Linked DNA regions of Homo sapiens: region 1 is linked to region 2. A link is a contact called in ENCODE Hi-C or POLR2A ChIA-PET data. All regions are on one chromosome and are shown on one strand. Each heading gives the region's core, a stretch centred on a gene start or an enhancer-like site at or near the end of the contact. The rest is flanking DNA. Distances are from core to core; before and after follow the strand shown. Region 1 has its middle 58 kb from the start of TNFSF8. Region 2 has its middle 35 kb from the start of TEX48.

The links. Hi-C counts contacts between places; a loop is a spot of excess contacts on that map. ChIA-PET counts read pairs that join two places held with the same protein, here RNA polymerase II (POLR2A). Pooled maps may share reads with other maps.
Region 1: a pooled map shows a loop between it and region 2 (6-fold over the local background). The contact joins two enhancer-like sites. A Hi-C loop is called at or near these places in 8 of 50 pooled maps. POLR2A ChIA-PET finds 5 or more read pairs at or near these places in 5 of 52 experiments (A673, activated CD4-positive, alpha-beta T cell, activated CD4-positive, alpha-beta memory T cell and 2 more).

What each region holds. Positions count from the first base shown.
Region 1 is chr9:114,985,703-114,991,473 of GRCh38, reverse strand. No RefSeq gene overlaps it. Among named protein-coding and RNA genes, the nearest start is that of TNFSF8, 58 kb to the right of the region's middle. Within about 2 kb of position 1,538, at least 2 of the 41 ENCODE cell types and tissues checked have a DNase peak (open chromatin) inside an H3K27ac peak, as active enhancers do.
Region 2 is chr9:114,714,975-114,720,377 of GRCh38, reverse strand. No RefSeq gene overlaps it. Among named protein-coding and RNA genes, the nearest start is that of TEX48, 35 kb to the right of the region's middle. RefSeq lists enhancers at 1,355-1,474, 842-2,041. Within about 2 kb of position 1,402, at least 3 of the 41 ENCODE cell types and tissues checked have a DNase peak (open chromatin) inside an H3K27ac peak, as active enhancers do.

The sequences.
Region 1 (5,771 bases), core at 289-2,788, 270 kb before region 2:
CCCAAAAGTAATTTCAGTCGGTGTTGCCAAGAGCAGGAAAAAGATAAAGGTGATGAAAAGGAAATGAAGGAAATAAATGTCAACTAGAGCCTTGGCAGACAGAGCTGGTTTCCACCCAGTCTCCTCTGATTTGGTTCAAAAAGGCAAAATACTCGATTTAAAATTCCTCCTACCAACCCTGCACACACACACACACACACACGCACACAAAACATGCACGTGCACACGCCAACATCCTTGAAAATAGAAGTAGTTGTAAGATCCAGTTCTGCCCGGTGAGTTGTAGGTAATATTCAATGAGTAGAGGTCATGGTTAACTTCTCTGAAACGAAATGTCCCCTCTGGCTTTTGGTCCTGCCCTTCTTTGCACCGGAAAATAATTGTGATGGCTGGAGGAGCAGCACCCATCTTATGACCTGAGGCTGAAGGATATACTCTAGGGTTGGGGTTGGATGACTTTGTAAAAGGAGGGAGACTAAGTCCTCAATGACTTTGTAAAATTATTTACTTTTTAGTAGAGACACTGAAACTCAAGCAGCCTAATTCCAGGACCCACATTACAATTAGTTTGATGAGTGTTGGTAGCAGGAGGTTTGGGGGTCTCCTTCCATTGATACTCAGCTCAAATGGCCCTATGCAGGAAACCTTGCCTAATTCCCAGGATAAATCAGGATTCCTTCATTTTATAGGTTCATGGCTCACCATCATTTTCCCTCTGGCAAGTTACCACAGTTATTTGTGTCACTATTTGTATGATGCCTGCATCTACTACCAGACTCTAAGCCTTGCAAGATATAGATATAGATCTAAAACTAGATCCATATCTCCGTCTCCACTGATCTATCTATCTATCCCTGTCTATCTACCAACCTACCTATATAAAGCCTTTGTATTCCTGATGCCCAGCACAGTGCCTTGCATAACATAGGTCCTCCAATGTTTGCCAAGAAAATGAATGAATGAATGAATGAAAGCCATGAGTTGAAACCACATCTTCAGAATCCTCCATCATTTCTACCAAGAAAAACAAGATGTGAACAAACAAATTTAGGATTTCTCAGTTTTTTATAAGAACACAGACACCCTTGAAGATTCAAGGGCTGATTGTTCAATATGATGGCCCTTCAGGGACTTCCTCTGGGCATCGCATGGCTTCTCAGGATGCACAAAGATTACAAGGGCAGGTCTGGTTTCCTCTTTAGGAGAGATTGAGTGAAAGAAGAAGCTGGTCCTACCTGAAGTCTGGGGATCATGTGTGTGTGATTATCAAGATTCATGCTCTGTGCCACTCCCCTGAGAGACCCCCAGGCTGTCCCCCCATCACCCTAACCTCTGATCAGTCTCCAGGGTCAGTGACAGAAAGCAACAAGCCTTTCCACGGTTCTGAATTTGAGCTGCTTGTGCATTGAGCACTGTCAGAGCCACATCAAAGGCTAAGGTTGGGTTGCCAGGTCTACACTGAAAGTCCTCAGGAGCCACAGCTCGGGAGGCAGGGGCTCTGGAGGCGCCCCCAGCTCCCTGGGGGACCAGGTACTTTCCTGAAGAGAACACATCACTCAGCTCTTCCTGTGCTTTTACTGTAAACTCTTGGTTTATGATGCACCTAAGAGGAAGGACAGAGGGGAAAGAGAGAGACAGAGACAGAAAGACAGGGGAGGTTGACTTGAAAGAAGCACAGTAAACAGCAACTGATTCTTACATGTTCAGAGCTGGGAGTGGCAGTCCCCACTGAGAGGCAGAGACTGAGGCCCAGAGAGGGAAAAGTGGCTTGCTCATGCCCAGGAAGCTGAGAGAGGAGAGAGGCAAACCCAGGCCTCTTTAGCTGGTTCTCTTTCCACCACATCTACATAGTCACTCTTCCTGAGAACCCTCTAGGATCCAGAAATGAATTGAGCTCTCTTTGATAAGAGAGGACCCCAAGAAGGAGCAGGGGAACGGCAATTATAGGTACCAAGAGCCAAGTATGCTCATGGCACAATGGCGGACTCAAGTGTCATCCCTTCCAGCATGTGATAGTCACTGCATCTCAGAAAATACGTAAATGAAAAAAGCCAAGGCCTCTGCCCTCACTGAACTCCCAGTCTACTGGGAGAGTCAGACATGCGCCCAGCAACATCCAATACCTGGCAACCTTGGAGAAGGGTTAGCAGTGCACAGAGGAAGGATTTGATGGTCAAGATGGGAGAGGTGCAATGGGAATCAGCAAAGGCGTTCTGGCCTTCGGGGTGAGTATGTGTTCATTGGTGGAAGAAAGGTCACCACAAGCAGAGGGACATAGGTAGCAAAGGCCTCAAAGTGGGGAAATACGTGGTGTAATCCTGGTGAGTCACCCTGTGACTGAGGCTTAGCTTTTTCATAAGGGACAGTTGCAGAGAGCTGACTAGGAAGGTAATTTAAACCATTGATGAAAACCCCAAAGCCGGAAGCCTGGCTTTGTGAATGTCTTAGTGCCCAGTGCAGGGCTAAGCACCAGAGACCCATGCTCTGGATGAATGATAGTGGGGCCTGATCATTGCCTACCTGGGGGCTTAATGAAGTGTAAAACCATGTTCACATCTCCTACCACCTGGGAGTTTGTGCCAAAAAAAACCCTAAAGACCACTTACAAAGCAGTACCTATCAAATACTGGATATTCTGAAGCACAGAAATCCTGTGGTAGACATGAGGATGAGTGGTCAACATAACCCCATCACCCATCTAAAAGCTTTATGAAATGGCTTACAATTAATTCTTCCAGAGAATAAAGAGACAAGAGACCTGAGACACAGTGACAAGCACATGGCAAAATGGATGACAACTAAGTCTACCATCGTGCCTATGTATGTTTGGCTTTATTTATTTATTTATTTGAGACGGAGTCTCCCTCTGTTGCCCAGTCTGGAGTGCAGTGGCGTGATCTCGGCTCACTGCAACCTCCACCTCCCGGGTTCAAGTGATTCCCTTGCCTCAGACTCGGAGGAGCTGGGACTACAGGTGCCTGCACCACCTGTACCGGCTAATTTTTGTATTTTTAGTAGAGACAGGGTTTTGCCATGTTGGCCAGGCTGGTCTTGAACTCCTGACCTCAAGTGACCCACCCGCCTCAGCTTCCCAAAGTGCCGGGATTACAGGCGTGAGCCAGCACATCCAGCCTGGCTTTCTCTTTTAAAAGAAAGAATTTTCTGGGGTGCTCTGCTTTTCCTCATCCTCATCCCATCATAGGAGGGGATGCCCTTTTTTCACCTCAATCCACATTAAGGGCCCTTTAAGAGAGTACACAGAGAGTTAGACCAGAGGACCCCGGAGTGAGATGGTTTTGAACTCTGGCAAGTAAAGGGAATACTATCTACTGGACCTTTTAAACCTGGAGTCTTATTTTACTCTTTTGTATGCCCAAAACTGAACATATATTGAATATTAGTAACCCACCTGCAACATGCTCTTCTCAGTCCTTGCAATGATTTGGAGATGTACCTTCACTACTGCATATAAAGACATACTTCATTCATCTTAACTGCTGTAAGGTGTACCCTCACATTTTACTTATCCATTCTCATGCTTAGCCTTTTTATAAATGTAAAAGAAATGCATGGTCAATACTGTGGAGTCCTAATTAGGGAAAGGAAGTCAGGCTGGTGGGACCAGGGGAAAGAAAAAAGAAGAAAGCAGATCAGCTATAAGTCCACCTCTCTCCATGGTCCAGCACATATAGCCCTCCTGCACCTAACTTATCACCAGACACCTGCAAGTTAGCTCACTGCAACCTTGGCGTTATCAGCACTGCACAAAGCCCTCCTCAGCATACAGCATGAACACCATTTTATAAAATCCCCAGCAAGCCTTTGTTTTCTTGCAGTCGGCTCCTCTCTTACCAGCTGCCTGTTGCAAACTCGCAACTTATTTTCATATTTTCTTTAATAAATCTGCCTTTCTTCATCTACAGCTGTCTTGGTAAATTCTTTTACCCCCATGCCACCAGCCCAGATAGTCACTGCTCACCGGTGACAAATCCAGAAAACTTGGAATATACAAAAGGGGAATACTTTAAAGCCTGTTACACAGAGGGATGATTTAGACAAATCACTCTGGCTGCAGTGTGGAGGTTAGGTAAGTGAAGGTGAAACAGGAGGCAAGGAGAGACACATCCTTGTCTGAGAGAACAATGGCCTGGTCACAAGTGATGACTACAACCCAGACTTCAAAGTCCAAGTTGCTCTGGCTTCAAACCCCAACCTTTTTTTTTTTCCCCATGATGACATATAATATATTCATAGTAGGGTGCCTGTCAAGACATCAAACAGGTTATCTGTTGAGATAAATTTAAAATTTAAGTTAGCCATTCTTCTATTTAGATATATACATATAAAAAAAAAGACATCACCTAGAAAAAAAACACTTCTGTGGGCTCCTCGAGTTACATAAATGTAGGTGATGCTTGCAGTGGGGCAAAAGGAGCCCAAGACAGAATCATGTATTATTGCATTAGAGCTGTCACTTCGGGAGACCAGGCAGGGGTACACAAAGCAAGGGGGTATACCCAGAGAGGGACCAACTTATATAAGGAGTACAGGTAATGTTTGCTTACTTTTGTGAAATGGTATGCATGCATTCTTAAGTTAACACTGTTTTATGACATTGTGGGGAAACAAAATGTGGATAGTTGCAGAGAAAACCAACAGAAAGCATTAATCCCTGGGAAGTAATTGATATTAATGTCACTCACTTCCATGATGTTTTGCATAGTTAAGCACTTTGCATAGTCAAGCATAAATTTACTCTGCTTGGGGGGAACGAATAAGACCACTAAATATTAACATTCCCATTTCTTTTTGCCTCCTTTGTCCTCTGCCCTCTGGCCACCTGTAGTTGATATAAAGAATAGAGTAGAAAATCTACTACTTAATGTTGTGCTACTCCACTGTGGCGAATATACAAATCCCAAATGTCAGATAGATAGGGTAAGGCAGTATGGAATTTACACAGTTGGGTGTGAATTCTTGCTCTGCTATTGATGAGCTCTGTGACCTAGGTCACATTCATGGAGCTTGTAAATGGCTACAATCACATAGACCTTCACTTGTGTTTCTCTGAGTATTAGTAAATGAGATAACATCTAGTAAACGAGATAATATTTACTAGAAAATGGTGTGCACCCAATAAATAAATAATGGATGGAAGCATGAGATGTGCTTATCTGTCTATCTGCTGCTCCTCATTCCTTTAATTCCTTGACTCCACCCTGGAAAATTCAATTTGAGTTTTACACGCTAGGCATGAAATGTTAATAAGAGATGGTGGGCAGCTGTGGCAGGCATTCCTAAACATTCCTCCTAGGTATTGCACTCAGCCCTGGGGGAACCAGGCTGTAAGCTAGGGGCCTGTAGCCAGGTCTCTGGTGCCATGCCAGGGCAGGGTGCCCCAAGATAAGGTGGAGATCCCCAAATACCTACACCTCTGCCTCAAGCACTCCATAGAGCTTAACAGCCCCAGCATTTAAATTGGATGTGGGCTGTTTATCATAATCTATGTTAATATCAGAGAGGTGCTTGAAAAATTGAGAGGTATTCCCATAAAGCCATGCATTTGAACTACTTCCTAAGCATGTATATATGGATCATCTCTTTTGGTCTTTGTAACAAACTCATGGGGTTCACTGAGCAGGTACAAGTCTCTTACCTTTGCAGGTGAAGAAACTGCAGTCAAAAGGTGATGCATTTTGCTCATGGTCACAAAATTAGCATGTGGTAGTGTCAAGGTGAAACCCAGAGGGTTCATCACTAAACTGACCTAT
Region 2 (5,403 bases), core at 153-2,652:
ATACAGTAAGGTGATGACAGCTCCCACCCACAGACTCTTTGACATCACTGAGCATGTGCTTGGCACAGAGGCAGGACCCAGTCAAGTGCAGCTGTGTTGCTCTCATTCTCAGTGGGCTGGTTCTGAACTCACAGAGCTGGGGGCCGCCAGCCCTTACCATGGCAACAACCCGAACCCTGGCAGCCTCACCAGGGTAATTGCCACTTTGTGGGCACCAGTCTGATTGTCAGCAGGTCATTCTCAGACAACCTCATGGGGCCCATTCCTCTCTCTCTCCTGCCTTGGGCTCCCCTAGGGATCAGAAGCCCATTACCATAATGGCTGTGAGAACCTAATGAGATCAGATATATCATTTGCTAGGGCTGCCATAAAAAAGTACCACAGACTGAGTGGCTTAAACAGAAATGCATTTCCCCACAGTTCTGGAGGCTAGAAGTTCCAGATCAAGGTATCAGTAGAGTTGGTTTCTTCCATGGCCTCTCTCCTTGGCTTATAGATGATCACCTTCTCTTCATGTCTGCACATGGTCTCCCCTCAGTATGTGTCTGTGTCCAGATTTCCTTTTAAGGACCCTAGTCACATTGGATTAGGACCCATCGTGGTGACTTTAACTTGATTACCTCTCTAAAGACTCTATCTCCAAATATAGTCACATTCTGAAATACTGGACAGTAGGACTTCAGCAGATGAATTTGCATCATTATATGCATCAACGCAGGGATCAAGTATATAATGCATCAGACACAGTGCTTGGCATATGGTAAGCACTCAATAAATAGTGCCAAACATGAGGGTGATGACGGAGATGATGACTCTCCAGGCTGGAAGCCACTTCAACAAGATGACAAGCCACGGCTCAATACCCATCAGGAAGTCCCTCTGGGTTAATGGGAAGCCCTGGGATTTGGGAGGCCATGCACCTAGTGAAGTCATGCATACACTGGCTTTGGAGTCAGATCCACATGGGTTCAGAGCCTCAGGGCAGCACTCACCCACTGGAGATCCTAAGCAAATCATCCCACTTAGCTGAGCCTCAACTTTCCTCACGTATTGAGAGAGCCAATGTCAAGGGCCTAGCAGTGAGAGGTGCCCAGGGAATTCCTCTGTCTGTGAGCAGGATAACCAGATTTGAGTCCCAGTTTGGCCACCTTCTAGCGCTGACCTTGGGCAAGTCACTCTCAGTCCCTTCAGCTCTTGATGCGGAACAATAATCCCGCCTCATGGAGTTGTCGTAGGGTGGAAATGAGTCAAGGTATGTGAAAGTGCTTTGTAAACTGCAAAGCGCTCTGCACAGGTCAGCTGTTGCCCTCCTTTGAGGATGCAACCCTGCAGAGGTCTTCGTGAGAGGGCGCTCACACCCACACACCCGATTCCAAGAAAAACACAAGAGGTGGGGCCCCTGTGGTTTCATGACTCACAGAGGCCACTCCTGCAGGTGCTTTTTGACTATGCGACCAGGTTTGCTAACCACTCCCTAAGGCTGCAACTCACACCCCCTCTTCCCTGGTCCAGAAAGGAGGCATGGCAGACCAAAGATGACTTGGAAATTTATTAGAAGGCAGGGGGAGTGGGGTGTCAAGGATGTAAACAAGGAAGTCAGGAGGGCCATGAATTTTCTGGTTGGGGAGAGTGGAGAGGACACCATCTTTGATGAAAGGAAACCCAGGTAGAAAACTTCAGGAGGTGGCTGGAAATGCCAGATAGGAGTCAGGAGAGAAGTAATGAAGATATTACCTACAGTGAGGCTAGAACTGAAGATGTGAAAGCCAGAGTATAGAAAAGAGAAGAAAGAGGGAAGAGTGGGAACAGGAAAGGGGAGAAGGAAGGGCATGGTGTAAGGGGCAAAACCTTGAAGAATGCCAACATCTAGGATTTTAGGGAGAAAAAGGAGACAGAGGATTAGACAGGTAAAGCAGTCTGAGATAAGGGGAAGAGCAGGTCTATCAGGATTGAGAGATGTATTTTTCAGCTCAGGCTGTCATAACAAAATACCATGGGCTGGGTGACCTAAACAACAGACATTTATTTTCTCACAGCTCTGCAAACTAGAAGTCTGAGGCCAGGGTTTCAGCATGGTCGGGTCCTGATGAGGGCTCCCTTCCTGGCTTGCAGATGGCCACCTTCTTGCTGTGTCTTCATATGGTGCGAGGAGAGAGAGAGAAGAGAGAAAGAAGAGAGAGAGAAGAGGAGATAAAGAGAGAGAGAGAGAAGAGAGAGAGGAAAGAGAGAGAGAGAGAGAGAAAGCTCTCTAGTATCTCTTAAGCACCCTAAAATCCTTTTGGATCAGGGCTCTGCCCTTATGACGTCATTTAGCCTTAATTACTTCTGTAAAGGGCTTGTCTCCAAATACAGTCACCTTGGGGGTTAGGGTTACAACTTTTGAATTGGGGAGGGACACAACTCAGTCCACAGCAGGAGGGCAGAGGTAGGATGAAGATGGGAAAATGGTAGCCCAGGAAGCACACCTGCCCTAGAACACACACTGCCAGAACAGCACCTATTGGTAGCAAGAGCCTCTGCCAGCACTGGAGGAACTTTAAGCGCTTCCCCTATCTGTGTCTCTATTTCGCTGGTACACAATGTAGGAGTAGTGCTGTTCTCAAATATCCCCAGGATACAACCAAGCTCTCTTCCAAGGGCAAATGTCCCAGGGGCTCAAAAAAAGAGCCAGATGGTCTTTCAAACAAGCCCATTCAAGGCTAAAAGAAGGGAGGGGAGGTAATGCTAAGTTTAGAGACTCTAAATCCTCCCTTGGGAGTGAGTGAGCCTGTCTCAGGCAGCCCAGGAGCAAGAGAAGAAGACACCTCCTGTCACTCTGAGCTGTAAGAGAAGAGAGAGGGGGCTGCATGCCTCACCCACCCAAGTCCACCTCACTCCTAAATACAAACTTGTGTAGTGTTTAACTCTAGATGTAATTATGAGAGCCACTACCTTCTTGAAAAAGTTTTGGTCATCAAAGCAAAGGCTGACTTCCATTTCTTTCCATGTTTAATTAGGGAAAGGCTGTTTCCATGATGTGAGTCTGTGAGTCTCACCCACTGAGTCAGATTGTCATCCATCCTGCAGAGTTTGACTGGAGCCCACAACACCCCTGCCGGGCCATAAAAGGGTTCCCAGCAACAAGAACAATGGAGAGGGGAGGGCTGAGGCTGGGACAGCATAAAGAGTAGGAGGAGCCAAGAGGAGGACCTCTAGTTGGGACTAGAGTCGGGTAGGGTGGGAGAAGCCTGGGTGGGTGGGGGGGCTCCACGGAGGAGGTGCTATCTGAGATAAACTGAAAGAGGAAGAGGAGTTCACCTGGGGAGCATTTAGGAAGTAGGACAGTGTTCCAATCAAAAGTACAGAAGGGGCTAGGTGTGATGAGCACATGTCTATAGTCCAAGCCACACAGGAAGCCAAGGAGGAAGGATTGCTTGAACCCAGAAGGTCAAGGCTACAGTGAGCCATGATCATGCCACTGCACTCAGCCTGGGCAACAGAGCAAGACCCTGTTTCAGAAAACAAAACGAAAGTGCAGAAGGGAGATAAAAGCTGTTTCAGGTTGAGGGGGTCTATGGTAAAGAGTGGGCTCTTTCCAGAGGGCAATAGGGAGCAACTGGAAAGTTTGAGCAGGAGAGTGGCTTGATGCAACTTGTTTTGTTTGCTCCTTTATGTGTTTGGACGGGGTGGGAATTGGACAGAAAATACACTCATGGTGCCATTCATCTACTTTTGTGCGTGCCTCCCTCCCCTTCTCTTTTCCCATTTTGATTTACTTTTTGTTTGAGGTAAAAGAGTTTTACTGTTCAGTTTCAGCAAGCCTCCAAGACACACATAAAATGAAATTACAATAGTTGTTTTGCAGAATAGAACAAAGAGCAAAAATTACCTATCTCATTTTAAAGCTATTATAACCTTGATGCTTAAACCTGACAGGGATGGCATCATAAAATAAAATGTGAGACAAATTTCAATGTGGCCGTAGCTTATTTTTATCTTATACAAAATGCTAGCAATTTGAATTCAGCAATGCATAAAATACCTCATGATAGTAGTACCACAAGAATATTTCAATATAAGATACCTGTTCTGAGCTGAATTATGTCCCCCCAGAATTCATATGTTGAGGTTCTAACACCCAGTACCTCAGAATATGACTGTATTTGGAGATAGAGTCTTTAAAGTGGTAATTAAGTTAAAGTGAGGTTATTAGGGTGGGCCCTAATCTGACTGGTGTCCTTGTAAGAAGAGGAAATTTGGGCAGAGGCATAGATATCTGCAGAGGAAACACCGTGTGAGGACACAGGGAGAAGACAATCATCTACAAGCCAAAGAGAGAGGCCTCAGAAGAAACCAATCCTGCTGACACCTTGATCTTCAGACGTCCAGCCACCAGAACCATGAGAAAATAAATGTCTGTTCTTTAAGCCACTCAGTCTGTGGAACTTTGGTAGGGCAGCCCCAGCAAAGTACTAGAGTAAAAGACCAAAGTAGAAAACCTATATAAACATATCAGTAAATGCAGAGAAAGCAGTGGCTACAATTCAATTCTTTTTAAGGCTTTCAATGAAGGATAACATACCTACAAAAAAAGTCTACAAATCCTCACTGTACAGTGAATTTTCACCAGCTAAACACACCTGTGTAATGAGCACTTGGATCAAGAAACAGAACGCAAGAAGCATCCCAGAGCCCTCCCCATGTCCTCTTCAACACCAGTCGGGCTGTGTGGGCTGAATTGTGTCCTTGTAAAGTTCATTTGTTGAATCCCTAATCATCAAAGTGACTGTATTTGGAGACAGAGCCTCTAAAGAGGGTAATTAATGTTAAAGTTATAAAGTGGGGTCCTGATCCAAAAGGACTGGTGTCCTTATAAGAAAAAGAAGACAGCAGCAAGCCACAAGAGAAAATGCCATGTGAGGACACAGGGAGAAGGTGGCCATCTACCTACAAGCCAAGGACAGAGGTCTCAGGAGAAACCAACCCTGCTGACACTTTGATCTTGGAATTCCAGCCTCCAGAACCATGAGAAAATAAATGTCTGGTTTAAGACACCCAGCCTATGGTATCTTGTGATGGCAGCCCAAGCAGACTAATGAATGCTTCTCTCCTGCTTTAATTAATTTTTATTACACACACACAAACACACTATATATATATATATATATGTATATCTATATGTGTGTGTGTGTGTGTATATATATATATATATATATATATATACTTATTAATCTAGTTTCTTGTGGGGGCATGAGGAGGTGAGTAATGAAAATAGTCCCTGGCATACTATCTAAGTGTTCACCGATAGCATAGTACTGAGTAAACAAGGCATAGAAGGAATTTAGGTAAATTTACAACACACAGGCCAGGCGTGGTGGCTCACGCCTGTAATCCCAGCACTTTGGGAGGCCAAGGCAGGCGGAT